2 separate regions of the Homo sapiens genome follow, and region 2 is linked to region 1. Evidence: chromatin loops called from intact Hi-C (ENCODE). Cell type or tissue: endothelial cell of umbilical vein. All regions are shown on one strand. Links, peaks and the distances in the headings refer to the core of each region. The heading gives the core; the rest is flanking DNA. Region 1 overlaps PITPNC1 (phosphatidylinositol transfer protein cytoplasmic 1). Region 2 overlaps PITPNC1 (phosphatidylinositol transfer protein cytoplasmic 1).

The links. A loop is a pair of places that touch in the nucleus more often than their neighbours do. Peaks named below come from ENCODE experiments on the same cell type or tissue, not always from the same donor. Only the 100,000 strongest peaks of a DNase experiment are listed, where the experiment ranks them.
Region 2: it touches region 1 in a loop (2.2-fold over the local background); 3 of 110 quality-filtered maps call a loop at or near these places.

Annotation. Positions count from the first base shown.
Region 1 is chr17:67,471,811-67,486,803 of GRCh38, reverse strand. The region is part of intron 1 of PITPNC1 (phosphatidylinositol transfer protein cytoplasmic 1); the gene reads right to left. Among named protein-coding and RNA genes, the nearest start is that of MIR548D2, 7.7 kb to the right of the region's middle. RefSeq lists an enhancer at 8,892-9,081. In endothelial cell of umbilical vein, for the core only: a CTCF peak has its summit at 11,198 (motif pointing right); a DNase peak (open chromatin) is centred at 11,213; H3K27me3 peaks cover 155 bases.
Region 2 is chr17:67,544,641-67,559,633 of GRCh38, reverse strand. It overlaps PITPNC1 (phosphatidylinositol transfer protein cytoplasmic 1), which reads right to left. Exons shown (of 9, transcript NM_012417.4): 3 at 7,289-7,377; 4 at 6,017-6,024. Among named protein-coding and RNA genes, the nearest start is that of MIR548D2, 81 kb to the right of the region's middle. RefSeq lists enhancers at 3,084-3,583, 3,584-4,085. In endothelial cell of umbilical vein, for the core only: no CTCF peak of the experiment used is centred there; a DNase peak (open chromatin) is centred at 9,633; H3K27ac peaks cover 1,568 bases.

The DNA of each region.
Region 1 (14,993 bases), core at 6,529-14,528:
GGACTCCAGGAGACACCCTGAAAGGCAAGAGAGGAGGAGGTTTCCTGGATGCCCCTAACTGTCTGCTCTCACCGCCCTAAATGCATAGACACTTTTCAGTCAACCACATTCCTCGTTATGTGTCTACAGATTCAAAACGTCACCTTTCTGCCTCCCTGCCATTTGCTTGTCCTTGGATAAAAAGGAGAAGACCTCTTTGCTTATAACTATCACTCATGCTTTGTGATTTCTACAAGGCTGTCTGTAGTCCTTGGAATTCTGGAACCATGGAACATATGGACAGCAGTATCCCAGCTGTACTTTGCTACCATCTCCGATCAATGCCATCTTCTCATTAGGATTTGTGGGCAGACACAAGCTTAGCAAGACTACATACAGACTTGCCATAGGAGGAAGAAGAGGTCTATTTTTCTACATTACTCATTAAAGGCAGGCTAAGCATCAGATGTAATAGAATAGCCTATTCCTTCCTTTGCCCACAGCGAGACTTCAACTCATGAAAACACCACCATCAATATATATTGAGTGTTCATTATATATATATAGCCCAAGACTAAGATAATATACTCTATTTCAAAACACTGCCAAAACTCCGAGAACATTTTTTGGCACATTTAAACAGCAGAATGACCATAAATTATGTAAAGGGAGAATTTTCTGAGTACATGTCAGGAAAAAATAAAATAAAAACCTCTAGCAGCAGAATTTAATGCTTAATAACTCTCATGCTAAAGTTTCAGTTTAATCAATTGTGACTTTTGATATTTTATTTAATGCGTCTAAGGAGCATCACCAGAAGAAATTTTAATACTATTGCTTCTAAATTCAATTAGAATGCTTACATTTTTATGTTAGGGTAACATTTGCAGAGCCATTCTTTAATACGCAAGTTATTAAATCCCACGGTCCCTTAATCCACATTGCAGACTAATCTAATGCATTTAAGCCGCCCCCAGAAGACAGCCTTCAGCTTGTGGCTCATACAGCGTGATAGCTTTTGCTCTTTTTTTGACCGAAGAAGTCATTTTTCTTTCCTCTTGACATCTTAAGAGTCATCTTTAATAATGTTTTTCTGTAGTTCCAATGTCCCTCAACTCCTGATCTTACAGACTAAATTGGCAAGTCAGTTGTTCTTCCGTAGAAAGATCTAACTAATTGGCCGGGTGCGGCGGCTGAGACCAGTAATCCCAGCACTTTGGGAGGCTGAGGTGGGTGGATAGAGACCAGCTTGGCCAACATGGTGAGACCCCATCTCTACTAAAAATACAAAAATTAGCCAGGGGTGGTGGTGAGTGCCTGTAATCCCAGCTACTCAGGAGGCTGAGGTAGGAGAATCGCCTGAATCCAGGAGGCGGAGGTTGCTGTGAGCCAAGATCACACCACTGCCTGGGCGACAGAGCAGTGCCTATGTCAAAAAAAAAAAAAAAAAAAAATCACCCAACTAATGATGACTCTCAGTACACAATTCTAGTTCATGGCCTAGCAGATACCCTAGTGCAAAATCCACAAATCCGGAATGAAAATGTAAGCATCCATGCCTTCCAGCATGCTCCATGCTTTTCCCACTGCGCTCATGGTAAATGCTCCCCATGGCATCACCACCGGGAACCAAACACATGCATACATACGTATATGAAGACAGTTTAGCCAAGTGGTTAAGAGTGAGGACCCTGTGGCTACACTGCCCAGGTTCAAATCCTGGCTCTACCACTCCTTACCAACCTCAGGGAAGTCACTTGACCTTTCTGAGTTTTCCATTTCCCTATTTGTAAGATGGAAACGCTAGTCATAATCAACTTTCTTGGCACAACGATCAAGAGTCAAAATAAACCAATATGTAAAAATGGTTTTGGAAGTTTTTTTTTTGAGATGGAGTCTCGCTCTGTCACCCAGGCTGGAGTGCAGTAGCATGATCTCAGCTCACTGCAACCTCCATGTCCCGGGTTCAAGCGATTCCCCTACCTCAGCCTCCAAAGTAGCTGATATTACAGGCACACACCATCACACCTGGCTAATTTTTGTATTTTTAGTAGAGTCTAGGTTTCACCATGTTGACCAGGCTGGTCTCGAACTCCTGACCTCAAGTGATCCGCCCACCTCGGCCTCCCAAAGTGCTGAGATTACAGGCATGAGCCACTGTGCCCGGCTAGAAGTTTTCATGAAAATCTTTACTCTGATTTCTTAGGGGATTGGATAAATATTTTCACAGGTCCAGACCAACTGGCAAAGTTAAAAGCCAGCAAGTTCTAAGTTAGGGCTCCACTGCCTTAAATAGTTTTCAGAACAAGGTCAGATGTAAATTAACAATGACAGAAGCCCTGAGAGAATTATACAAGCTTATGTGGCGACTGAGCTAGAGATGAATGATTTGATGCGAAGTCAAGACGGTTCCAATTTGGACTAACAAAACCTTTCAACAGAGGCTTATGATTTTAATATGGAAAAAGTTGGCTATAAATGATCTCAAGCTTAACAGAAATCTAATTAGGCAAAGTTAGAGAGTAGGAACCAACAACAACTCTCTGAGCTGGGTCTTATGCACATCTCACAGGCAAGAAAATGGAATGAAGAAAAGCGTTATTAACAGGCTGGGTGTGGAGGCTCGCCCCTGTAATCCCAGTAATTTGGGAGGCCAAGGCAGGCGGATCATCTGAGGTGGGGAGTTCGAGACCAGCCTAACCAACATGGAGAAACCCCGTCTCTACTAAAAATACAAAATAAGCCAGGCATGGTGGTACATGCCTGTAATGCCAGCTACTTGGGAGGCTGAGGCAGGAGAATCGCTTGAACCTGGGAGGTGGAGGTTGCAGTGAGCCAAGATCATGCCACGGCACTCCAGCCTGGGCAACAAGAGCAAAACTCCACCTCAAAAAAAAAAAAAAAAAGAAAGAAAACGTTAGCAAGGGTGAAGGGAGAATGGTTATTGCATGACAACCAACAGTGCTGGCTGCGTTATGAAACTTCTCCTCTTCAGGCATAAACGAAGCTGTATTTTGAAATTTAAGAGCTATATGTTTTTCAGGTAGAAAAACTTAAGTGTGGAATTACCAAGTCCCCCCAGGGCTTGAAGGCTACCAATCCAAGTTATTGGTACTTCAGTAGAAGCTTCCCACACTGCTCTCAGATAGGAGGGTGAATGATGGATAGATGGGCAGATGGATTTACAGTCTTTGAAATCAATAAACCTATAGGCCATCAAACATTTTCCAAAACACTGCAACGATCAAACCAGAATCATACCCCAGAGTGGCAACGCATCTTAATGTTGATCAAAGAAGGGTAAGAAATGCATTCTAAAAGATGGTATTGCTTTTCAGCTCTTTGACCGCTTTACAATAAGCAGGAAATATTTTATTTTTGTTGTCACAGTGAAAATCCAACACTCAGAACTCTGAGGCAAGGTAAACCAATAAAAACAAATTAAAACTTCTTTATCTGGATACCAGGATTACTTGTACTTTTGGAAGAAGTAAAATGTTTTGTGACATTTTAGGGTAGTATGACCTCCTTTTACAACACAGAGAGGTTTTAGCTGTGAAACTTCCTTATAAAATTGGCTACAAGTTCAAATTCTGCCCCAAATGAGTTTCTGATTAATATGAATCAAGAAATGTCCCTCATGATCTCTGCAGCTCTTCTGCAAACAAAGCATCCAGAAAGGACCTGGGGTTTAAAGATGGCTCTGCCACTCCCAGTTCATCCCAGGCTAAATTCATCACTCCTGCAGATCAGGAGGCTGTGAAAGGAGTTTCTACCAGAAGTTCCTTTTGATGGTAGGAAGCAAGGTGGGTGACTACCAAGCGGCATAATATAGAGAGGCCTACTGTGGTACAGGGCGGCAGGGCAGAGGACTGAGTCAGACCCACGGTTCCTAGTTTTGTCACAAATGAGCTAGGTGACCCCAGCAACTAGCTTGACCTCTCTGCATTGCAGTACCTCATCTGTCAAAGCAGGCAACTGGTTCACCCAATTTTTAAAGTTCTTCCCAGCTGTAGAAATCATTATTCCTAGAATAAGCACAATTTGCAAAACAGCAATTTTCAAATCTGGGCCTTATTTGCAATAATTCTCGCCTTATGGGGCTTCCGAAACCAGATTTTCCTGAAAAGATCACCAAAGCACCAAATGGTTCCTACTGTCTCCCTTGAAACATTTTGTTGCATCTCATGAAATAGCAGGGAAATACCAAATGTGGATTCCATCATGTTTTAAGGGACTACATTCAGGGTAGGTTAAAGAAGAGGTCAAAATCTACCACTTGACTTTGCGAGGCTTTGTGCATAAAACAACATATTTTTGGGTTCTACTAACCTAAACTCCAGAGTTGAAGAATCTGATTCAAGGCAAAAGATTTGCAAAATTTGATCTTATTGTGAAGGAGGTAATGTGTTATATGATTACCATTAATCTATTAAAGACAGAAAAATTTCTATCCAAGGGAGGAAAAAAAACTCTCTATGCTTTTTGGTTTGCCTTCCAAATAAGCCTAGAAATACCCTACTCAAGATAACCATATTAAAAAGCTTTAAAACCATATATTTAAAAAATTATTTAAAAGATAATTTTTACATTATCAAGTCAAGTTTCCTTTAAGTTGTAGCTCTTCCAAGATATTTTATGTTAAAGATCATGTGCATTTCACAAAGAATTACAATAAATGACAGCTAACGGAAGACCAATTAGAGTCTTAAATTACTGTTAGTCAGTCAGTAGGAAAATATGATTCAGTTCCTCTGTGTTGTAAGGGGAGGTCACGCTACCCTAAAATGTCACAAAACACAAATAGTTTTATTTCTTCCAAAAGTACAAGTAATCCTGGTAGCTCAACAAAGCAGAATTGCAAGCCTTTCAATTTATCTAAGCCTTATTCCATGACCCTAGCCAATTTGCTCCTCTGCACTTATCTGAACACTCTCTGGCCTTTTGCATATACTACTTCGAATTGTTATTGGTCCGGTTTCTCAATCAGACTGTAAATCCCTGGAAGGCAGTGTCCACATTTTATACCTTTCCTTTTTTTTTTTTTAAATCTTCAAATTGCTTCAGAGTATACATCTTCTGTATGATTAATTCCAAAAGGAAATGCCCTCTGAAGACATCGAATCAAAACTCAACTTCCTTTTTAAATTTATTTTTATTTTTATTTTACGGGTAATAAATTTAGTAGCAGCTGGGCATGGTAGCTCATGCCTGTAATCCCACTTTGGGAGGCCAAGGTGGGGGAATCGCTTGAGCCCAGGAGTTCAAGACCTACCTGGGCAACAAAGCAAGACCTCATATCTAAAAAAAATTTGAAAATCAATCAATAAATTTAGCAGAGACCGAAAGCTGTCCCAGCAAAATTCCTTTTCTCTTTTCTCCATAGCACAGAGCTATTGCTGGTCACATAAATGCCTGTAAGGATTTTGTTCCCAGCCTGCTTTGCAGCTGGCAGTGGAGTATGGCCATGTGCCTATGTCCCTGCTAAGGGCTGGGAGCAGGAGTGATATGGGCCACTTTTGGACCAGGGCCTTGAGACGGCAAGTTGTGCCTCTTCCATACCCATGTTTCCTTCTCACGACAGCACCCAGACTTGGCTCTTTAGAAGATAACAAGGCAGGCCAGGTCTCGCTCTGTCGCCTAGGCTGGAGGTGCAGTGGCACGATCTCAGCGCACTGCAACCTCCGCCTCCTGGGTTCAAGGGATTCTCCTGCCTCAGCCTCCTAAGTAGCTGGGGTTACAGGCGTGCACCACTGCGCCCAGCTAATTTTTGTATTTTTTGTAGAGATGGGGTTTTGCCATGCTGGCCAGGCTGGTCTCGAACTCCTGATGTCAGGTGCTCCGCCCACCTCAGCCTCCCAAATTGCTGGGATTACAGGCATGAGCCACAGTACCCAGCCTGAGATTTATTTCTTTAAGTCACAATGTTGTTGGATCTCTTGTTACAGCAGCTTAGCCTTCTACCCATGTGTGCTTTGTTCCAAGAAGAGGTATGGCATTCTATGAGAAAGAAAGTCGTATTAACTGAGATTCATAACATAAGCATACTTACAGTGAAAATGATGGCAAAATATGTGAGACAGAAGAAAAGTCATGCTGGATCCTACTACCCCTAAATAACCACTATTAATATTTTGGGGTAGTTCCTTCTAGACTTTTCCCTATGCCTACAAAAAAAAATACATACATGTATTTTCCTACAGAAATAAGCCATATCGGTTTATAGACTCTCTCACTTAATATCATCTTTTATTTAATATGTTGACATTTTTCCAGATCAAAAATACATATATATCATTACAGTGGTGATATAATATTTCACTGCTTGGATCTACCAGAATTTATCTAACCAGTCTTTCATTGTTGGACGTTGAGTTGTCTCCTTGCAAAAATTCTGTCATAAACAGCACTGCAGAGAACATTCTTATACATAAACCTTTACATATCTGTCAAATTATTTTTCTTCTAGGTCTCTATTCTTAACATATCCCTGCAAACAAAGATGTTCCCTCTTTCTGGGCACCTGTATTAAGTCATTCTGTCTGCGAGATATTTACAAGCCTACATTCATTAATTACATTTTTGGATGAATTTCCATTCATGTTTCATCGTTAGACAACCTGGAAACCAACTAAGGTTCCAGCTCTCCAAGTCAGCAACAGGATGGGTCAATGACTCCCTAAGCAGTGGTATCAGGCAGACCCCCGCTCCTAGACAATGCCATCCTGGTTATCAACATGCACAAAAGGGGAAACAGTAGTGAAACTTGTTGCCTGCTGACAAACCTTGATCTACATCTGTGTTGCCAATTACTTGTTCAACAAACCTGTTACTTTTTTGGAAATAATAAATAATTCAGGGAAAGTCATTTTGAATCCGCTGACATCTGTTGCTTGTACAACTCTGAATTATTCATCAGTGAGCATAAACAGTATTAATTAAAGAAAAGTACTGAGGCAGACCATTGAAATAGAAATGAACATTGCAGAAGAAAATGCCTTTACTCAGAGCACATTTCACATGTCATTGACAAATATCACAAAGAACATGCCAGTCCTTAGAACCTAAAGGAACTGTACTTTTAGAAATCAGACGGCAGGATATCATGATAAGCCTTATTTTTATTTTTCCAATTTTATTTTTTTCTTCCCTTCAGAAAAAAAAATCATAATCTTTGATTTGGTCTGTTTCAAGCATTCTACCCGTTTGTCCTTTGTTCCAAGAAGCCGTATGGCATTCTATGAGAAAGAAAGTCTTACTAATTGAGATTCAAAAGAATCACAAGAATAAGTGTCAGGAATCAAGTCATCAAGTGCTCATTTGTAAACTGAGATTTAGACATATTAATGGCAGACTCCCGCCCAAATTAAAGATAGCTCAATCTAGCTAATGATTTATTTCCATGACAACTTTGGCACTTCCTTTTGACAAAGCACTGTCTCATGGTAAAGCGGAAAAGGGAAAAACCTATGGCCTGACTGCCTGTTCCTCATGGGCAGCTGCTGGCTAATCATTTAATTCTCCCCCTTGTCTGTCTCTACTGGACGTGTGTGTGGTAGGCAGAAAGTGTGAACATCAGGAAAGTGTGTTAAAGAGTTAACAAAGCATTGTTGGTAAAGAAAGGCCTCAAAAAGGCAGGGAGGCAGTGGCTCATAACTGTCTGCTCAGGTACTAGAAAACACGGACCTCTCAGGAAAGGTAGGGTTGGGGAGTTGCTGGTTAAATATTGGGGGTGGTTTGGATCGGGAGATTTTCAGAGAAATCTGTTTCTTTGTGAGGCTCTGGTGAATTGCTCAGTAATGATTGCTTGACACCGAGGTAACCTGGCCTGCCCTCTCCACTCTGTGCTGGTACCAACTGCTGAGGTTGCTGTGGGCAACAGAGGAGAACAGAGAGGCTGGAGAAGAAAGAAATATATATATATTAAAAAAAAAAAAAGATTGAAGAAAGTCGCAGGCTCAGTTTGGGGTTCTTTCAAAACCTCTGAATTCAGAGGAGTGAGCATTGGCCAAGTCTTCTTGCTAGTGGCAACTAATGAATGGCTTCTGTGCGTATAATTAGCGCTCCAGTCTCCCCAGGTCAGATCCTCAGAGACCTCCCAACGCTTGCGGAAAAAGAGGGCCACAGAGACCCTTTCTCAGTGACATCCTTTCAAGGGATTTCACCAATGGGGACAAGCCTCCCTTGTTTTTTCAAAGTTTGGTTTGTTGTTGTTTTTCTTTGGGGGAGGAAGGTTGGAAGAGATACAGGAGGTGGCAGAGGGGAGCTTGGAAAAGAGGAGAAATAAAAGGGGAACCAGCTCTAGCCTGTCTCAGAATGGTCTTTCATCAAAGGGGGTTTGTTGTTGAAAACGGCAGAGAAGGGATGAATAAGCAGCCAAGGCTCTTGGTTTCCCGAAAAGAGGTTGAACAGGGACTGCTGTGTCTCTTTTAGGCGCTACCCAAAATGAAAGTACAGATTTAGAAAAGATCAGACTGGCTCTCATATAGCACTGGATTTTAAGAAATGAACTAAAAAAGATCTCTTTTCAAAAGACCACGGACAGCCTTTGCTGGTGAAGAGTGCTGCCCAGATAGGAGCTCCTCAACTGAAACTCAAGTCCAGCAGGGATGAAGCCTGTTTCTAACACCAAAGGCTGCCCAGAGGCCCACACAGCCTTCATTTCATTCCAATATTCCAAATCCAACATCTACTGAGTACCTTCTATTTCAGAAAGGAAGAAAGAGGAAAAGGCACTGCCTCCCAGTTTTCCAATACAAGCAGAGTGTCTGAGCTAGAGGTAATGTAAGAGAATCTTAGGGGCCGAACCAAACAAGTTGAACCTCTCATCCTCGGGGAAGCCAGCAGTGACATGCCATCACTCTCAACAGGAAGGACCCAGAGGCAGCCCACAGGCCTGACTTGGTGACTACATTATGACACACCCAGAAATCAAGGGCTGTGGAACACTCAGCTGGCCATGAGCAAGACTTTTTTTGGGGTGGGGGTAGTTCTGGACTCTCTCATGGCTTCAACCTGGGAGGCACATGGAACCCTCAGGGTAGAGGGAAGCCCAGGGCCCTCGATGGAGGCCACTCACACTAGGCCTTGAGTGCTGTCTGAATGGTAAAAATTAAACAGACCTGATGCGGTGGCTTATGCCTGTAATCTGTAATCCAAGTACTTTGGGGGGCTGAGGTGGAGGATCACTTAAGGCCAGGAGTTCAAGACCAGCCTGGGCAACATAGCAAGACCCTGTCTCTACCAAAAAATAAATAAATAAATAAAAATGAGCTGGGCAGGCTGGACACGGTGGCTCACGTCTGTAATCCCAGCATTTTGGGAGGCCAAGATGGGTGGATCAGCTGAGGTCAGGAGTTCGAGACCAGTTTAACCAACATAGTGAAACCCCATCTCTACTAAAAATACAAAATCAGCTGGTGTAGTGGCATATGCCTGTAATCCCAGCTACTTGGGAGGCTGAGGCAGGAGAATCGCTTGAACCCGGGAGGCAGAGGTTGCAGTGAGTGAAGACTGTGCCATTGCACTCCAGCCTGGGCAATAAGAGTGAAACTCCATCTCAAAAAAAAAAAAAAAAAAAAAAGAGCTGGGTGTGTTGGCACACACCTGTAGTCTCAGGTACTTGGGGGGCTGAGGCAGGAGGGTCCCTTGAGCCCAGAAGGTAGAGGCTGCAGTGTGCTGCGATCATGCCATTGCACTCCAGCCCTGGTGACAGAGACCTGTCTCATAAATAAACAAATAAGACATCCTCCACAGACACCAATGGATAGCACTGTATGTCTGATCTCAAAAGCAACACTCAGAGTTTCCAAACTTCGCCATGCACAGGAATCATCTGAGAACCTTGTTGCAATGCAGGTTCTGATTCAGAGGGTCTGGGGTGGGGCCTGAGACTCTGCATTTCTAACAAGCTCGCAGGTGATGCTGATGCGACTGGTTCATGGACCACACCTGGAGGAGAAGCGCTTCAACCCCAGGCAGCAGGTTAGAATCACAGCCCAGGACCCAGCCCTGGCCCGGCCCCGTTAATCCATATATCTGGCCAGGCACAGTGGCTCACACCTGTAATGCCAGAACTTTGGGAGGTGGAGGTGGGAGTATTGCTTGAGCCCAGGAATTCAAGACCAGCCTGGGCAACATAGTGAGACCCCATCTCTACAAAAAAATAAACAAAAATTAAAAAATAAATCTGTATATCTGAGAGTGAAGCCAACCACTAAGATTTTTTTTTGTTTCCCAGGTGATTCTTATATGCATCCAGAGTTAAGAACCCACTGGCTGAACTAATTCCAGCTCTTGCTATCAAGCAGACATATGGACCTAAGAAATTTAGTCTCTAGGCCGGGCGTGGTGGGTAACACCTTAATCCCAGCACTTTGGGAGGCCAAGGCGGGTGAATTACCTGAGGTCAGGAGTTCAAGACCAGCCTGGCCAACATGGGGAAACCCCGTCTCCACTAAAAATACAAAAATTAGCCGGGCATGGTGGTGCATGCCTGTAATCCCAGCTCCTCAGGAGGCTGAGGCAGGGCAATCACTTGAACCTGGGGGGACAGAGGCTGCAGTGACCCAAGATCGTGCCACTGCACTCCAGCCTGGGTGACAAAGCGAGACTCCATCTCAAAAAAAAAAAAAAAGAAAAGAAAGAAATTTAGTCTCTAGGAATCTGTTTCATCATCAGAAATGTGGGGATGTGTTGGTATAAATGGATTGGTATCAAGACAAATTTAGTCTTTGAAAGCACTTTGGAAGGGGATAGAATATAATAGTTGTTTTGCATCATATTATCATAGCTTCTTTGATTAGAGTGAGGAGTTAATACTGTCCCTCAATATCAAATTCCACAAATAAGGACTGCATGCTAGCTCTATGGGAGACACTGGGGTTTTTTTACGTTAGAGACCGCTCTGTTGCTCTGTTAACTTCCCACAGCCCAATGCCTTAACTGACAGTCGACTGAGAAATGGATTGGAGGTCCCCATGGCATCCCAGCCAGAACCTTGAAAAATCCTCCTAAAATTGTTTCAACTATGGATTCCTGGCACTGAATCCTGATTGTGCTTACTGATGCACAACCTACAAAGCAAACACGCATTCCCTCCCCTTCCAGTCCTCCCTAATCCTGCCAATCCTATCCTCCCAGGTGGTAACAAGGTTCTCTGCTGCCAACTTTCAACTTTCTGTGCAATAAACAAAGCTCCCTCGCAGCAAAGGGCATCAGTTCTGCCAGCCACCAACAGATGGCATCAGCGGCTGTACGAGGTCGTCGCAGCCTCTGCCTTGGCCTTGTTCCTCAATCTGTCGTGTTCGCTATGTTTGAAATGGCAGTGTCTTGTTAAAAACGTAGGGAAGGTGACAGAAAATTAGGCCCCAGTGCAAGCATCTTTGGACAGTCAAATGAGAGTTGTAAAGGAGTAAGAGTCCCAAACACCCCGGGCTGTTTTATGAAACAAACCAATGTTGTACCCAGCTCGGTAGGCGTCACGTTGGATTTAGAACAAATGGGCTTTCAGAAATTAACCTATGAGAAGAGCTGCTGTGTCCCCAACTGTGATAACAATCAAGTTGCTTCCCACGGCCCACACAGAAACCGCGCAGAAAGCAAAACACCCTCCACCGCGAGGAAGGCTAGAACCACGGCAACGCTTTTCAGAACCAAAGACCCTCTGCGAACCAGAACTTCATTTCCTCTTCATTCATCTGTGCTGTGTGCTGAAAGGACCATCCGCTATTCCCAAGAAAGCAGGGCCCTCCCTCATCCATAGCGTCAACGTTGAGTGTTCACACTAGAGCAGCTTAGCTCTTTCTGCAGAAAATTAATAGGTGAATGCCATCATCTTAGTCTTTCAAAGTAATGGTCAAGAATCCCGTGGGCTGGATGCAGTGGCTCATGCCTATAATCCCAACACTTTGGGAGGCTGAGGTAGGAGGACTGCTTGAGCCCAAGAGTTTGAGACCAGCCTGAGCAACACAGTGAGTCCCCCTCTTCAAGAAAAAAAAAAAAGCCGCCGGGCATGGTGGTGTGCACCTGCAGTCCTAGCTTCTCAGGAGGCTGAGGTGGGAGGATTGTTTGAGCCCGGGAGGTCAAGGCTGCAATGAGCTATGGATCATGCCACTGCACTCCAGCCTTGGCAACAGAGGGAGACAAAAAAATAAAAATAAAGAGAAGAAGAATCCTACGGATTGCCAGAATTGTGTGTGTTAATTTTAGATCTGTGGTTCTCAGCATGGGGCGATTTTGCTCCCCAGGGCACATTTGACACTGCCTGGAGACATTTTGGTGGTCACTGCTGGGGAAACAGGAGAGGGCACTAAAGCATCTAGAGGGTAGAGGCCAGGGATGCTGCGACACAGCCTGCAATGCACAAGACGGCTCCCACAACAATGAATTATCTGCTCCAAATGTCGGCAGGGCTGAGGTTGAGAAACGTTACTCTAGAGGCCAGGAATTTTGGCCAAGACAATTAAAATTCCAAAAGTCAACTTCCCATTGTCGTCACAGAAAACATCTTGACGGAGAAGACAAAAGCTAATTAGTTGGAACTCCTTCAAGTTCTCCTTCCTGACATGGAAATCGACCCTCCCAAACTTTCCTCTTACCCATTTGTGGGAACAGGGTGTCCCTTGTTTTTGCCAAGACCCCCACCTCCGGATCTCCTTCTCACTGACCTTCCTAGGAACTTCGCTCCATCCACCGCCCATTCCTCCCCCAGCATCTATGCTCCTCCTCCCCACACCTCCTGCTACCTGGCTCACAGTTAGGTTAACTTAAAGTAGTCCATTTTCCCATCTTAAAAACATCTCTCACCCAGAGAATAAAATAAGTACTTGTGAGTCCACACTGATATAAATAAATGAGAGGATAGATAAACAAATACCTGGAGAAGAAACAAATTTCCCTTACAGAAGAATTCCATGTAATAAAGGCAGAAGGCATGGGAGAATAGAAAATCACCAGGAGAACATTACAGTAATAATAGCTGCAGGCAGGGTCCACTGAGGAATGTTAAGTTCATGGGCAAACTTTAAGGGGAAACAGGATACCTGCATAGGCTCAACACATCCCTCCAAAAACATTTATTAGCCAGGTGAGGTGGCATGCACCTGTAATGCCTGCTACTCTGAAGGCTGAGGCATGAGCATCACTTGAGCTCAGGAGTTCAAGGCCAGCCTGGGAAACATAACAAGACCCCATCTCCAAAAAATATTAAAAAGCACACCAGGGCCGGGGGCGGTGGCTCACACCTGTAATCCCAGCACTTTGGGAGGCTGAGGCGTGCAGATCACGAGGTCGGTGAAACCCCGTCTCTACTAAAAAAATACAAAAAAATTAGCCGGATGTAGTGGCGGGCGCCTGTAGTCCCAGCTACTCGGGAGGCTGAGGCAGGAGAATGGCGTGAACCCAGGAGGTGGAGCTTGCAGTGAGCCGAGATTGTGCCACTGAACTCCAGCCTGGGCGACAGAGCGAGACTCTGTCTCAAAAAAACAAGCAGGCCAGGTAAAGTGGCTCACGCCTATAATCCCAGCACTTAGGAGGCCGAGGTGGGTAGACAGCTTGAGCCCAGGAGTTCAAGACCAGCATGGGCAACATAGTGAGACTCTATCTCTAAAAATAAGAATAACTTTTAAAATAATAAAAATACATTAATTGGCCGGGCACGGTGGCTCACACCTGTATTCCCAGCATTTTGGGAGGCCAAGGCGGGTGGATCACGAGGTCAGGAGATCGCGACCATCCTGGCTAACATGGTGAAACCCCTTCTCTACTAAAAATACAAAAAAATTAGTTGGGCATGGTGGTGCGCACCTGTAGTCCCAGCTACTCAGGAGGCTGAGGCAGGAGAATGGCATGAACCTGAGAGGCAGAGCTTGCAGTGAGCCGAGATCAGGCCACTGCACTCCAGCCTGGGCTACAGAGCAAGACTCCGTCAAAAAAAAAAAAATACCACATTAATTATGGTGCTGGTTTTAGCATATGTCCACAAATTCTTTGAAACCCCTCCCTGTAGGAGGCAGGGCCTAATCTCCCTCCCCTGAGTGACTCACTTCTAATGAATAGACGGTAAGCTTGTCCAACCCGTGGCCCAGGACAGCTTTGAATGTGGCCCAACACAAATTCATAAACTTTCTTAAAACATTATGATATTTATGCACAGACCTTTTTTTTTTTTTTTCTTTTGAGACAGAGTTTCCCTCTGTCACCCAGGCTGGAGTGCAGTGGTGCAATCTCGGCTTACTGCAAACTCCTCCTCCTGGATTCACACCATTCTCCTGCCTCAGCCTCCTGAGTAGCTGGGACTACAGGCGCCCACCACCACGCCCGGCTAATTTTTTCTATTTTTAGTAGAGATGGGGTTTCACTGTGTTAGCCAGGATGGTCTCGATCTCCTGACCTCGTGACCCACCCGCCTCGGCCTCCCAAAGTGTTGGGATTACAGGTGTGAGCCACCGCACCCGGTCCTTTTTTTTTTTTTTTTTTTTTTTTTTTTTTTTAGCTCAACAGCTGTCATAGTGTTAATGATGTATTTTATGTGTTGCCCAAGACAATTCTTCTTCCAATGTGTCCCAGGGCAGCCAAAAGATTGGACACCCCTGGAACAGAGTATGGAAAGGGAAATTAGCAGCTTACGGTGGGTAACTCTGGTAGACAACGCCTTAACCAAGTGATCAAGGTTAACTTCACCAGTGAGCAATCAGGTAGATATCATGTGCCCCCTAATATTATGTGATGAGAAGGCCATTTCACCTCTGGGGTATTCTTTCCCCAAACCCCAACTGCAGTCTAATGATCAGAAAACATCAGACAAATCCAGATTGAGGGACATCCTACAAAATACTTGACCAGCCCACTTCATAAATGTCAAAGTCATAAAAAAACAAGGAGAGACAGAGAAATTGACATAGATTGAAAGTGACTATTATGATATAATAATTAAGTGCAACATTATATCCTGATTAAATCCTGGAACAGAAAAAGGACATTAGTGGAAAAAACTGGTGAAATCTGAAGAAAGT
Region 2 (14,993 bases), core at 4,781-12,780, 75 kb before region 1:
ATTACTGGCATCAGCCACCACACCTGGCCTTACTGTCCTCTTCTCCACAAGGGTGCTTTTCAGGCCCGTGCCTAATTGCTGCCTTGCTCATCAGTGCCCCCAACTGGAGGACTGTTTCTTTGGCCTGGTCCCTAAAAAAAGGATATTTCCCTTTGTCTAAAAAAAATTATGTACTGCACTAAATATCGAGGGTTAATTGTGATACATAGATAAAAGTTATTTCCTAACCCGCTAACTCCTGACTCCATGGCCTCAAAGAAGGGACTCTTAGGGACTTTCACCCTCTTAGCTTACATCGTAGATGAGATAGCCAGATTTTTTTTCTTTAATTTCCTAACAAGCCCAATCCTAGAGGTCTGGTATAATAAACATAATCTTCCCTGGACTTGTTCCTGTGTTCCTAGTTATGAAATACAGTGGTTTGTACTGCCCCTTGGCTGGGACTCAGGGGAAGGTGCGGGGAAGAAAGGCTTAAGAAAGGAGACGGGGCTTGGGAGGAATGGGGGTCACTGGTCTCTAAACACAGCACCTATCAGCTCTTTGGATTACTGGGGGAGCTTGATAAGGCCCAGACTGTGAGGGCAATTCCTATCCCAGATAGTTTAGTGGCTTTCAGAAACATACCTCATTCTCCCCATGGCCACTCCTGGGCAGATAACCCGGGTTCACCTGGGGTGACTGATGACAGACTCTCAGCTGTGAGCAGCCTTTCCTCTCTTTCTTGGCTCTTCTAAACCAGCCCTGAGTAATCTCTCTCTCATAGTGGCTCAATACGATTTGAGGTTCTCATGAAAGAGTCATTTCATCCTCCCTGGTCTGTTGCAATTTTATTTTTCCACCTCTCTCATCTAAATAATTTAAAATGTTGGGTAACATTGACAACCCATCTGCCTTTGCTTCTGTCATTCTAACTAACACAAAGGTGCATCCCATTTCTCCTCTTTTGTGGATTCTTATTAAGAGAGATGCCGGTGGAGAGGGGTGATCACGGTCGCAAAATATATACGCCAACTGTATTACTCTAGGTCCCTGCTATCCATTTCCTGTAACTTAAGTTTTCAAATTCCTACAAACAAGAAGAAAATCCTTTGTTCTTCATTAGTACCAAGGCTGAATTGATACTGCTGATTTATGCTCATCTGAAAGCGCAGACTTTTTTTTTTTTTTAGCTCTAGAAAAACAAAATCAACTCCTTTGGAAGGCAGCCAGTCTCCTCAGGCACCTTTCTTTGCAGACTTTACCAACTTCAGAAGAACCCACCAGTTTGGAAGAACTGGTTGAATGGTCTGTCCTCTGTGAAACTGTCATTGTGTTGTTGTTTACTGTATAATTAAGTGTTTTTTTTTTCCCATAAGCAAGCTAAAGATGTTTTTCCCACTTCCTGGGCAAATGGCATTTCCACATAATTCTAAACACACGCAGTCACTCACAGTGATGAAAAAGCTCTTATGTCTTGATAATTGTGATAGTGCTGAAGCCCTAGATGACTCTAAATAGGTTTCTTTGCCTGGGCTTTGTCACGAATGAGGGCAGCATGAGGTCTGAGTAATAGGCTAAACAGTCAGATATAAGACCTAGGGGATCCTAGTATAGACATCCTCGTGCTCTGGACTAATGCTTTCCAAGAAGAGACATTGGTTTGGAGGTTTCTGAGCCCTCCGGGCTGCCTCTCTGAGGAAAGGAAGGGCACCGTGATCCTAACTGGGGCTCTGACCTTGGGGAAGTTTTGCTTTGAGGCACCGAACAGGAACTATGGAGCTTGGGAAAGACAGCAAGAAGAGGTATTTAGGATTAAAGGATCAGGGGATAAAGAGCACAATTCAAAAGCATTTAAAACAGGAAAAAAGACTAAGGCAACTGAAAGCATCTGTCATAAATCCTGGGTGCAGACTCTGTAGTCAGAGTCAAGGGTGGGTTCTGCCACCAGGGCTGTCGTGGACAGAGAGCGTGAGAACACGGCTGAATCTGAGTCAAGAGGTGGCAGCTTCAAACCGCACACTGTGGGCCCGGAGGACTGCACTAGAGCCAGAGAGAAAAATCCGGATCCCCTTGTCACCAGGGAGATGGAAAGAAAAGCTGTCCTATATTTGGGATGGAAAATAAAAGTGAACTAGCCAGGAACAATGTGACCTCCTCACAGAGAATTAAATCTAGACCTTGACCTGACATTGAAAACACCACGACCTGCCCTCCATCCATGTGTCCAGGTGGCCAGGATCCACCTCCATCACTTGCCCACTGGTCCTGGAAGGAGCATACTATGGGCCGAACTGTGTCTCCCCCAAATTCCTATGTTGAAGCTGTAATCCCCAGTGCAATGGTGTTTGGAGATGGGATTTTGGGACTAATCAGGTAGGGATGAGGTCACGAGGGTGGGGCCCTCATGATGGGATTAGTGCCCTTCAAAGATGAGACCAGAGAACTTGCTCTGTCTCTGCCATGTGAGGGCATAGCAAGAAGATGGCCACGTGCTTACCAGGAAGACAGCCCTCACCAGGAACCCAGTCGCACTTTCAGCTTCTGCAACTGTGAGAAATAAATGTCTGCTGCTCAAGCCCCCAAGTCTGTGGTGTTTCATTAGAGCAACATGAGCTAACACAGAACAGGCCTCTGCAGGGGGAGTTGTACTGTCCCTTCAGGTCCAGCCCAAATGCGACCTTCTCTGAGAAACCTCCTCATATTTCTCCCTGGCAGAATCCCTCTCTCCTTCCTACAATCCTCTGTCTGCACTTCAGCTCTAACACTTACATGCAACACAGTTCTTCCTTAAAATGCTGACAGTTATGTATTCATCTGCTACCACTTAATTTTCCCGAACTCTGCCTAGCTCCTTCCATTCCACCTCCTGAGCCAATCCTAACTGAGGCAGGAAGGCTCTTGGAGTGGTCCCATCAGTGCATTTGACTGTTAGTCTCAGACCTGTCCATTGAGCTGGACAAGCTCTGAGCTGAGCTGCCAGCAGAGATTCAGACCAGATGGCTGAATCTCTGGTCTGACCTTAGAGTTCCTATGGCATGTCAATTGCAGGATGGGTTCCCACATTACATACTTCTGGACCCCTCCCTTCCCTTGGCCCATCAGTGTGCCCTGTTCTCATAACTGATTTTTGTACTTGAGTCTCTGAGACCAGTTCTTCCACACCACCATCTCTCTCCCATAAATTTGCCAGACAAAATATGAGACAACAATCTTTTGGCATAATTATGTCCCATGCAACATGTGGGACACTCTTATACTAAATATTATTTACTGTTTATCTGAAAATTCAAAGTTACCTGGACATTCTGTATTTTCACTTACTAAGGTTGACAACCTTATCTCCCCAGCACCATGATACTGAGTAACCTCCTTGAGTGCTGTGTACTTTTCTTCCTGTCTCCCACATTGGGGACTGTAGCCCTGTCCCCAAAACTCAAGGCCCCAATGCAGAGGCCAGCACCCTTCTTTTCACATTGCAACTGCTTTATCTGGTTGGATTCCCCAGAGTCATTGATTCTGCCCTCTGCTGAGGTCTGAATCTCTGCTGGCAGCTCAGTTCAGAGCTTATCCAGCCCAGTGGACAGGTCTGAGGCCAGCTTGTTTCCTTGGCTAAGTCCCCTCTTGCCTCCAGAAAAGCCCAGCACTTGCTGATGACTGCCAGGCTTTGACTGGAATGTCCAGCTATTTCCAACCAGATTGTGACCCCAAATGACAGAGATAATTGCTCAGTTATGCCATCTAGCATGATGTTTTGTACCTCACTGATGCCTAATAAATGACCGTTGACTTAATTTTTTAATTTTTTATTTTTGAGATGGACTCTCACTCTGTTGCCCAGGCTGGAGTGCAGTGGTGTGATCTCAGCTCACTGCAACCTCTGCCTCCTGGGTTCAAATGATTCTCCTGTCTCAGCCTCCCAAGTAGCTGGGATTATAGGCGCCCGCCACCACACCCAACTACCTTTTTTTTTTTTTTTTTTTTTGTATTTTTAGTAGAGACAGGGTTTCACCATGTTGGCCAGGCTGGTCTGGAACTCCTGACTTCAAGTGATCCACCTGCCTCGGCCTCCCAAAGTGCTGGGATTACAGGTGTGAGCCACTGCACCCGGCCCAAAGTCTACCTCTTGATGATTATGCAGTTGCCAGAAGCAATGGAACTAGGGGGTAGTGTTGGTGGTAGGGAATCATTTAATTACCTGCTGTATACAGGCAGTGTGCTAACAGCTTTATATTTAGCGTTGGCAAAGTAGCCTGGGGGACAAATTTGACCCGCTGCCTGGGCATATATGACCATGCTAATTTGTTTACATACTATCTAAGGCTGCTCTTGCAGTGTCAGAGACTATATGACTCACAAAACAGAAAACATTTACAATATGACCCTCTAAAGACAATGTTTTCCAATCCAAGGGTAGACCACTGAATCCTTCCGCTAACATCTCTAGGAAGGAGGGATTATTCTAATTTCAGAAAAGAGGAAACAGGTTCAGAAAAGTTAAGATGTTCATTCTAGAGCAAAGGTTCCCCTGCTTCTAAAATTTTACATTTGCATTTTGCCATAAAATTGCCTCTTTTTTCAAAGTTAGGGACATTGCGGGGGGAAATACTATATATATTCCTATCATTTCAAAAAAGAAAAGATATTTTAATATCCGAGTATGATGGGATATAATTACCAACAGTACTTTGGATGAAATAAATTTAATGTTATGAAAATCTCTGAATACTATTCCTGTTTTTTCTTCATTCTGCAGAGGACTGGTGAGAACATAGTCGAGGACCAGTGTGAATTCAAGAACTGGCAGTTGGGAGCCAGTCGCTTAGGAATTCTGGCAGTGAGTGGCAAAACCAGAGGACAGCCAAGCCTTTCTGACGCCAAAGCCTGTGCTGGGACCATTTATCTATCTAGAATTTGTGTGTTCATTCTGTCATTCAATAACTATTGATTGAGCACCTACGATGCGTTGGGTACTATGCTCCTGCCCAGGGCATGACAAATCATTTTCTTCCATTTCTCTCACCACCTCTCTATCCTTTGGCTATTTGGATTGAACCCAAAAACTCAACTCTTAACACAGCTCAGAAAATCATAACTATTAGCCAGGTGTGGTGGCTCACACCTGTAATCCCAACACTTTGGGAAGCCAAGGTGGGCGGATCGCCTAAGGTCAGGAGTTCGAGACCAGCCTGGCCAACATGGTGAAACCCCATCTCTACCAAAAATAAAAAAATTAGCCGGGCGTGGTGGTGCACACCTGTAATCCCAGCTACTTGGGAGGCTGAGGCAGGAGAATTGCTTGAACCCGGTAGGTGAAAGTTTCTGTTGAGCCAAGATTGTGCCACTGCACTCCAACCTGGGTGATGGAGCGAGACTCCATCTCAAAAAAAAAAAAAAAAAAAAATCATAAACTATTTTCTTGTTGTGATAGGTTGACCTGTTAGCTGCTTGGGAAAATGATCTAAATGAAAATACCACAACACAATGATATTATAGGTTCTGTCTTTTTTTCTTTCAGTCTAAGTAATAACCCTAGAGGCTCTTAGGAGAAGAAGAAATTTTATCAAGCCACAGCGACTGCCCAACCCAGATCTCTGTTGTGCAAAATAGTTTGCACATGTGCCTCTTCACTTTCAAGCTTCTCCAACAAGGAATCAGGACACAGTCCATGAGTAAAAGCCCCACCTTCCATCGATAACTACCATCATCTCTTTAATATCACGTTGCTAGAAACTGTTCTTTTATTATAGTGAACTATCACCAACAAAGCAGTCAAGCTATTTAAAAATTACAAGCAAAGGCTGATTACGTAAAGTGACTATCAAGGCGATTTCAATTAGGATTCACATTCTTGAACAAATGAGAACATTCAAATTATTGCATTATATATAACGATGCAATAGCCTACATTTAAATATTTCTGACTTGGAATTATTCCCCTTTTTAATTATTACATTGATAAGACAAGTAATACAAGAGACATTCCAATTACTCCACTGATCATAGACAGAATGTTTAAAAATAATTAAATGGAACTTACTGTGTATTCTGTTTCCACATGTTCATTTGAAGAAGAGAGGAAAGAAAAAAGAGACAAAAGATGATTTAGATCATGCTTATATGCAATATAAAAACCACAGAACTAACAAATACTGACGAACTATAATTACAAAAGATGTCCTAATGAAACTTTCATAAATACTGAATGTCTCCGTGTTGCACTGAAATTCTTTCATGATACTTATGTGGTTGGGCAGATAAGAACAGTAAGACAAGATTCAATTAGCCTATAGGCTTGTGGCTAATTAAAAACCAAAGAGTTGGCATTATAAAAGCAAATGAAAGACTAATAATTCCAGTAGAGTATTTCATTAACCACAAAGGAAATCTTTTAAGTGGAAAAGCAGCTTTTGTAACCAATAAGAAGAGCTTGTTATTGATGACGTTGAGGTGGGATTTCAAATTTTGGTGTGTTTGAGGGCAGGAACCAAACCTTCTGAGTTTTTTTGGCCAAAGTTTCTAGGACAGTATTCAGTACAAAGAGTTTATTGTCATCGCATTGCAAGTGAGAGGGAGACTGACCTTAAATATTTTCATATTATCTAATAGCAAAGGAAGTCATCTGGGGGCAAAGAGAGATCCAATAGAATCTTTTATACAAAGTATAGTCAAAATTTGGAGTGGTAAAAACAAACAAGTCATAATAAGCAACTTGTTTACAGACAAATTATACCCCTAAATTACTTGGGAATTATTGAGGAAACAGGGAAATAAGAATCATAAAACCTCTGGAAATGTCTCTATAAAGATCTTCACCTTCCTTCTCCATAAGCTTTTTTTTTTTTTTTTTTTGACGGAGTCTCGCTGTGTTGCCCAGGCTGGCGTGCAGTGGCACAATCTTGGCTCACTGCAACCTCCACCTCCTGGTTTTGTATTTTTAGTAGAGACGGGGTTTCACCATGTTGGGCAGGCTGGTCTCGAACTCCTGACCTCACGTAATCCACCTGCCTCGGCCTCCCAAAGTGCTGGGATTACAGGAGTGAGCCACTGCGCCTGGCCCTCCGTAAACTATTTATTGTAACTCTAAGAACGAAGATGGAATGGCTTAGCTTAACCCCCCTGTCACCTGCCATCTCTGTGTCTGTGTTAGAAGTGTTGATAACCTACAAGTAAGAAACCAAAAAAAAAAAGAGGGATACTACGGGGCTCCCACAAGGCCCTGCTTGGATAATCCACTGTAAATCAGTGAAATTCAACTATGCTATGTCCTTGCACTCACTACATGTGCCATATGGTTGTACTAAGGACTTACCTGTAATTGTGTAGGGATAATAGTTCCAAGCCTTCTCTGTCACATAAAATATTTTGGGGACAACAGCTCTAGCCCAACTAGGCAGTTTGCTAAGAGGAAAGAAAGAAAAAAGACAATTGGAGTCTGTTCAGAGTCTCACCACACTACCACATCTTTCTGGATAAAATGCTGGAGAAATCAGGGGGATTCTGGGGCATCTCTTTTCTCCACAGCTGCCCTTTCCCCATCTCTTCGGTCTTTGTCATAGTTAACTTTTTCCCGTGCATATTCAAGTGCTCTCAAAATGTGTAAAGACAGAAGGCTACAGCCTGGTGGGGGACTCCATCAGACTGTCAGCCTGTCCTCTTTGGATTTGCAAAGACATGAGAATTCAGGGCCTGAAGGGTTCCATGTTTGGAGGGTTGGCCAGCCTGACCTTTGCCTCCTAGGAGTGGTATCACGGAATGTTTAAGCCCAAACACTGGCAGGGAGAGGAAGCTAATCTTAGAGATAGATGTCAGCCTAAGCAACTCATACAAGTGACATTTTGAAAATGGACAAAACCAACAGAGAGCAGCAACTTAGAGATAGGAAGAGCAACAAAATACAGTTGTAGTGGGTTGAATTGTGTCTGCCCCAAAAGATGGATCCACATCTTAATCTCCAGTAACTGTGAATATGACCTGATTTGAAAATAGGCTCTTCGCAGATGTAATTAATTTAAAGATCACAAGATGAAATCATCCTGGATTTAGGGTAAGCCCTAACTCCAATGACTGGTATCCTTATAAGAGAAAGGAGAAAGAGATTTGAGACTCAGAGACACACCGAGGGGACAGCCATGCAAGGACAGAGGCAGACATGGAAATGATGTTGCTGCAAGCCAAAGAACACAAGAAGCTGGGACAGAGGCCCGGGACAGATTCTCTCTCAGTTTCCCCAGAAGAAAACAACACTTTGATTTTGGGTTTCCGGCCCCCAGAACTGCTAGAGGATAAATCTGTGTTGTTTTAATCCACCTAATTTGCAGCAATTTGTTTCGGAAAGTTATTAGAAAGCCAATAAAATGACACAGCTGTTCCTCTGGAGCAGTCATTTGCAGAAAACAAATTCTCAAAAGGCACAGGTCCCAGGGTCTTTTGCAAACCAGAAAGCAATGTTTTGTTTTTCTTCAGAGGCAAAACTTAGAGAACAGTGCAGCCCCAGCTAATTCCTTAAATATTATATTGAAATATGTAATATTTCTATTCCTTAAGATACATCTGCATGATTTCACTTTTTTGTTTGTTTTGTTTTGTTTTGTTTTGACACGGAGTCTCGCTCTGTCACCCAGGCTGGAGTGCACTGGTGCAGTCTCGGCTCACTGCAAGCTCCGCCTCCCAGGTTCACGCCATTCTCCTGCCTCAGCCTCCTGAGTAGCTGGGACTACAGGCGCCAGCCACCACGCCCGGCTAATTTTTTGTATTTTTAGTAGAGACGGGGTTTCACCGTATTAGCCAGGATGGTCTCGATCTCCTGACCTCATGATCCACCCGCCTCGGCCTCCAAAAGTGCTGGGATTACAGGTGTGAGCGACTGCGCCCGGCCCATGATTTCATTTTTATTCCAGCCCGATAACCAAGTGTTTCTGTCCTTCCAGAGGCTACCATTTGCTACTTTTCTACTCTGGGGCCTATAGCTAAGTGTCTGGGCCACTCATGCCTAGCAGTCGATCGGATCCAGGAAGACGACGTATACTCTCAGCAACTTAGCTACATGTTGGAAATAAGAAACATCAAGAAGCGGTTTTGAATTCCAAGCTGATAGAACCAGGAGGCTGGAAGGGACATGGAGCTAACAGAACCCCAAGTCTCAAACCCCTCTTGGATGCGAAATCTAAATGACAATCAGAGCCCGTAAAATACTGCGTACCTTGCCTGTCTTTTCCAGTTGTTTCTCTTATTTCTGACAGTAACCAGGCCTGGCTTTTGAAAACACAAAGATGGACTCTCAGTGGCTGGCCGGACCTAACCCATAGCTCTGCGCTGTTAATCAGGGTTAAAACAAATAGGAAAGCAAAGTTCCCCGGAAGTGGAGTGAGTGTCAGATGAAGGCCCCTGCTCTTAGGCGGGCTCTGAGGAGTCAGCAGAAGCAGTTTGATCATTCACATAACAATCCTTCTTGCTGCTCTGATGCAGAATTTTTCACTCCTATAAAATCCTCTCTGCAGTAACTGCTCATTTCCCTTACGTTCACGCTGCTCAAAAGGATGGGGTTTTTATAGCTTTCGCTGATGATGTATTCCATCCATCACCGAAGTTGGAGTGCAACTCAGGTGACGCTGACAGTGGGAAAATTACACTGGCTCGCGTGCAGGAAATGGTCATGAGCAAAACTTCCCCTGGTTCCTTCCTGTTTGCCCCCACACCCTAGCGCAATATGCCAATGGTAGTGTGGGAAGATGTGGATTCTGGTTGCAGGCAGGTGATTTTCTTGTGCTTTTAATGGACTGACTCAGGGTTGGAGAATCTCCCTCACGTAAGCCAGGCATTGTTTAGCTTAGACAAAGCGCATATGTCTCCCTACGGTATTAAAGCCCCTTCTCCACTGTCCTCTTGTGGGCAGGGGTTCCATCTACATTGCACCCCTCCTCAAATTCACTCCAATCCTCATGCATAGTAGTAGTCCGGGGCCCAAGTACCTCCTCGCCCCGTAATTCATTTCCTATAGCAATTTAAAAGCCTCCCAGCAGAACTATACTCCTGAGCCACAGTCATTTTCTGGAAGGGAGGTGAAAATTATTGGCAATTTTCCATCCAAGTCGAGACTTTTTCTATTTGTAAATGGTCCCTCAGGACCCCAGATTCTAGAATCTATTTTAGCTGTTTCAGCCACCAACTTATATAGGATATGCAGCACGATAATCAATGACCTTTTCCATTGAGATGGCCTAAAAAACCACGATCATTTAGTCAAGATAGCTGATATTTTATGGAACTCTTCTTCCTTTTTTGGGAGACGTCTCGCTCTATCCCCACACGAGAGTGCAGTGGCGCAATCTTGGCTCACTGCAACCTCCGTCTCCTGGGTTCAAGCTATAGAGACAGGGTTTCGCCATGTTGACCAGGCTGGTCTTGAACTCCTGACCTCAGGTGATCCGCCCGCCTCGGCCTCCTAAAGTGCTGGGATTACTGGCATGAACCACCGCGCCCGGCCTGAACTCTTCTAATCAGTCTGGAAAGGAGGTTCCTTCTGGTATTTTCCAGGCCAGACGCGAGAGGTATTTGCAACAAGTTCCATGATGCGCTATTTAAATACTTTTAAGCCCACCAACAGATCTTCTCTCAGCCCCCGATTTCCTCACAGCACATCATTATTCCAATCATTTGTCTGAGAAAGTAAAATTTATTTTTCCCTGCAGCAATGATTTATCAGGGCCTGCAAAGGAAAATGGAATTAAATTAGTCCCCACTGTTGCTGTCACTTTCATGATGTATACTGTCACACAGCCTACAATTCCAAGAAAAAGTCTGTCACTCATGCTCACTCTAAGTGTCAAACAAGAGCCTCTCTATTAGAAAGGCAGCAAGTTTGAATCGAGTCTCCTTGGTCTATGGGCTAGGATCAAACCTCCAATGGCCCATCTCACCAGGGCTCAGGCTTTAGAGACATTGAGGAAAAAGAGGGGCAAAATGATACCACAAGCAGCATCATATTCCCCCAGATGCCTTGTCAATGCCTCCCAAAGACAGACTTTTCAAAAGCTTTGGTTTCTTACTCACTTTATTTATTTATTTGAGACAGAGGCTTGCTCTGTCGCCCAGGCTGGAGGGCAGTGGCACAATCTCGGCTCACTGCAACCTCCATCTCCCAGGTCCAAGCGATTCTCCAGCCTCAGCCTACCATGTAGCTGGGATTACAGGTGCATGCCACCACGCCAGGCTTATTTTTGTATTTTTAGTAGAGACAAAGTTTCACCATGTTGGCCAGGCTGGTCTCGAACTCTTGACCTCAAGTGATCCACCCGCCTTGGCCTCCCAAAGTGTTGGGATTACAGGCATGAGCTACCATGGCCAGCCCGGGTTCTTACTTTTAAACGTTGGTATAAAATAGAACATATCAATGACACAGCCAAGTGGACAACTCATCTGGTTTGCCTGGGACTTCCCTGGTTTTAACACTGAAAGTCCCACCTGCCAGAAAATCCCTCAGTTCCAGGCAAACTGGGATGGTTGGTCACCCTAGAACAGGAGTTCTCACTAGAGGGAGATTTTGCCTCCTGCAGGAGACACCTGGCAATGTCTGGACATTTTCGGTTGTCTCAACAGAGGCGAGGTGGGGTGGGCAGTGCTACTGGCATCTACTGAGCAGAGAGAGGCCCAGGGTGCGGCTCAGCCTCCTATGATGCACAGGATAGCCGCCCCCCACCACCACAGCAAATAAAGATCCAGCCCAAAGCATCAGCAGCAACAAGGTTTTGAACCCTGGCAGATCATCTCTCATGTCATAAATTCCCCAAGGTTCCCGAAATCACAACTGATTTAATAAGAAGGTTCAGGGGCAGGCATAATCTGAACTGGTCTCAGGTTATGGGTGTTTACCTACTTCATAAAGAGCTTCTGGAGCAGAACCTAAATCATCCCTCCATTAGAAGCTTCTGGTACTTTACGATCCCTATGATCACAAAATTCAAAACTCCCCCTGGTACCTGATCTCACATTGCAATGTATGCTCACTTGGGCTTTGGCTCCAGGAGGTTTTGAACATCATTAGGCCAAACGTGTCTAAATAGAGTCTAATTTCATTTTCTCAACAGGGGTCAGAATTACGGTGGTCTTAACTAGAAATTTTATTTTGTTCTTTTTCTCTTTTGAGACAGGGTCTCGCTCTGTTGCCCAGGCTGGAGTACAGTGGCATGATCGTATCTCACTGCAGCCTTGACTTCCTGGGCTTAAGTGATCCTCCTGCCTTGGCCTCCCTGGTAGTTGCGACTAAAGGCATGCACCACCACACCCAGCTAATTTTTAAATTTTCTGGTAGAGATGGGGTCTCACTATGTTGCCCAGACTGGAATCAAACTCCTGGGCTCAAGCAATCCTCCCATCTCGGCCTCCTGAAATGCTGGGATTACAGGCATGAGCCAGTGCACCTGGCCTTTACCAGAACTTGAACATTCCCAGCAGAAAAGACAGTCCTGGAATTTTCTTCTCAACAGCGTACCTAAAACCTGCCATGTTCTGCACTGAGATTATGCTGAAATGACTGCAGCTCATTTTAAATAGAACTCTGCTACCTTCATATCCTCATTTCTCACAAGATAGTCCAGGAGGAATATACTGACCTTTTGTTTCCTTCTTGTACTAAAACTGGCAATTGACATCTGTTTGATTCATAATCAATTGCCCCCATCCAGTTCTATGTGCAGTGATTTCTGGGGTCTTAAAATATCTTCTCCAGCTGCTCTGATTCATTTAGTTACTCTTCTAAGTGATTGTTCTGGCTGGTCTTTTACTTGTGCTCTTAATGTAATTGTTTATATGGCAGTAGGGAAGTGAGCAGTTTCGGGACCAGAGTTATCAGCTGTGGGAGGCAAGGCTGCCGGGGCCTCCCCGGCAGGGACTGGCCAGAAACCAAGTTCCTTGAACTTGGACTCACGGGCCCCACCCCCGACCTCCCTGCTTAACAAGACAGTTTGTGTCAGGATTCTGGGAAAAGGAGCCTGCCTCCTGCAGGTTCCTGGAAGGCTCAGCTTGGACAGCATCAGGGTTATGTGGACAGTGTGCTGAGAAGCCCCTGGCAAGGCGACACAGGACACACCATCATCCATCAGCAGTGAGGCAGAACCCAGGTGGAAAGCCTCCTGGAAAACCTCTGAGATCCCAACCAGGCCTAAACATTCTGTTTCTATGAGTTCCTACAGGAGCACAGGGAAGAGGGGCCCGGTAGCATGAGAGTCCCTCACAAGTCCTTAAGTACTCAGATGGGGACAGAATAGGATAGCATGGACTGAAAGGTTGGAAGGAAGCACCCCATGTGCTCTATTATTTTCCATAACACTTATCACCTTCTAAATATATATATATATATATATACATATATAGTCTCCCTATATAAATAATATGTAATATACATAAGTATACAGACTATATAAAAGTATATATTCTAGACGATATACTGTTTTGTTTTTGTTTTTGTTTTTGTTTTTGTTTTTGAGATGGAGTCTCACTTTGTCACCCAGGCTGGAGTGCAGTGGCATGACCTCCACCTCCCAGGTTCAAGTGATTCTCCTGCCTCAGCCTCCCGAGTAGCTGGGACTACAGGCGCGGGACACCACTCCCGGTTAATTTTTTGTATTTTTCCTAGAGATGGCGTTTCATCATGTTAGCCAGGATGGTCTTGATCCACCCACCTCGGGCTCCCAAAGTGCTGGGATTATAGGGGTGAGCCACCGCACCTGGCCAATATACTGTTCTTTATTATGGCTATTGTGCACTGTCACTCCCGAGTGGAATGCAAGTCCCACCAGGGCAGGGATGTTTGCTCTGTTCACTATTGCAACCCCAGCACCTAGAACGGTGTGTGATGCCCAGCAGGTGTTTCTGTCTCTCCGTCTGTGTATGTGTGTGTATATATATATGTATAGACTATGTATACAGTCTAATATTCACATAGTCAAGTAACTTGACCAGCTATTACTAGATAAGGAGCCATCTTTCAAACATAGCATGGGCAGCAGCTTATATATTTTGGTAAAAAAATAAAAATAAATGAATAAATGGATAGAGAGACCCATATTTTATGTTATTTATTTTGAGACAGAGTCTTGCTCTGTCACCCAGGCTGGAATGCAGTGATGCAATCTCAGCTCGCTGCAACCTCCACCTCCTGGGTTCAAGCAATTCTCATGCCTCAGCCTCCAGAGTAGCTGGGACTACAGGCATGCCACCACACCTGGTTAATTTTTGTATTTTTAGTAGAGCTAGGGTTTCACCTTGTTGGCCAGGCTGGTCTCAAACGCCTGACCTCAAGTGATCTGCCTGCTTGGCCTCCCAAAGTGCTGGGAGACCCATATTTTAGAAGCAGGGTCTCACTTTGTCACCCAGGCTGGAGTGCAGCGGTGCCATCATAGCTCACTGCAACCCTGAACCCTTGGGCTCAAGCAGTCCTCCTGCCTCAGCCTCCTGAGTAGCTAGGACTACAAGAGTGTGCTACCACGCCTGCCTATATCTTAAAGTTTTTGTAGAGACAGAGTCCCACTATGTTGCCCAGGCTTGTCTCGAACTCCTGGCCTCAAGGGATCCTCCTGCCTCAGCCTCCCAAAGTGCTGGGATTACAGGCGTGAACCACCACACCCGGCCTCAATAAGTATTTTTTTAATGACTAAATATTGTCTTTGTATATCTAGAAGTTAACAATCACCATAGAGATTCTTGGAAAAATAGCATGAAAATGAGCTATTTGGTCAGAGTCTATGTCTCTGATGCTGTCTCTATTGCCTGTTGCCCGGGCAGTGGAATATCCCAAAGCCACACAAGTTCTGGGCACTGAGCTTATTTTGGGGAAGATCTGGGAGAACAGGAAGCAGAAATGGGAAAGAGAGACCCAAGCCATGACCACAAGGTTCTATCAACAAGCTGTTAGGTAAAAGGACCAGCTGGTAGCTTTGCAAGCCCATCAGTTAAAAAAGAGTTCATGACTTATGAAAGCTTTATCCTCTCCTACCCAAAGCCATCAGAGGCCAGGAGAC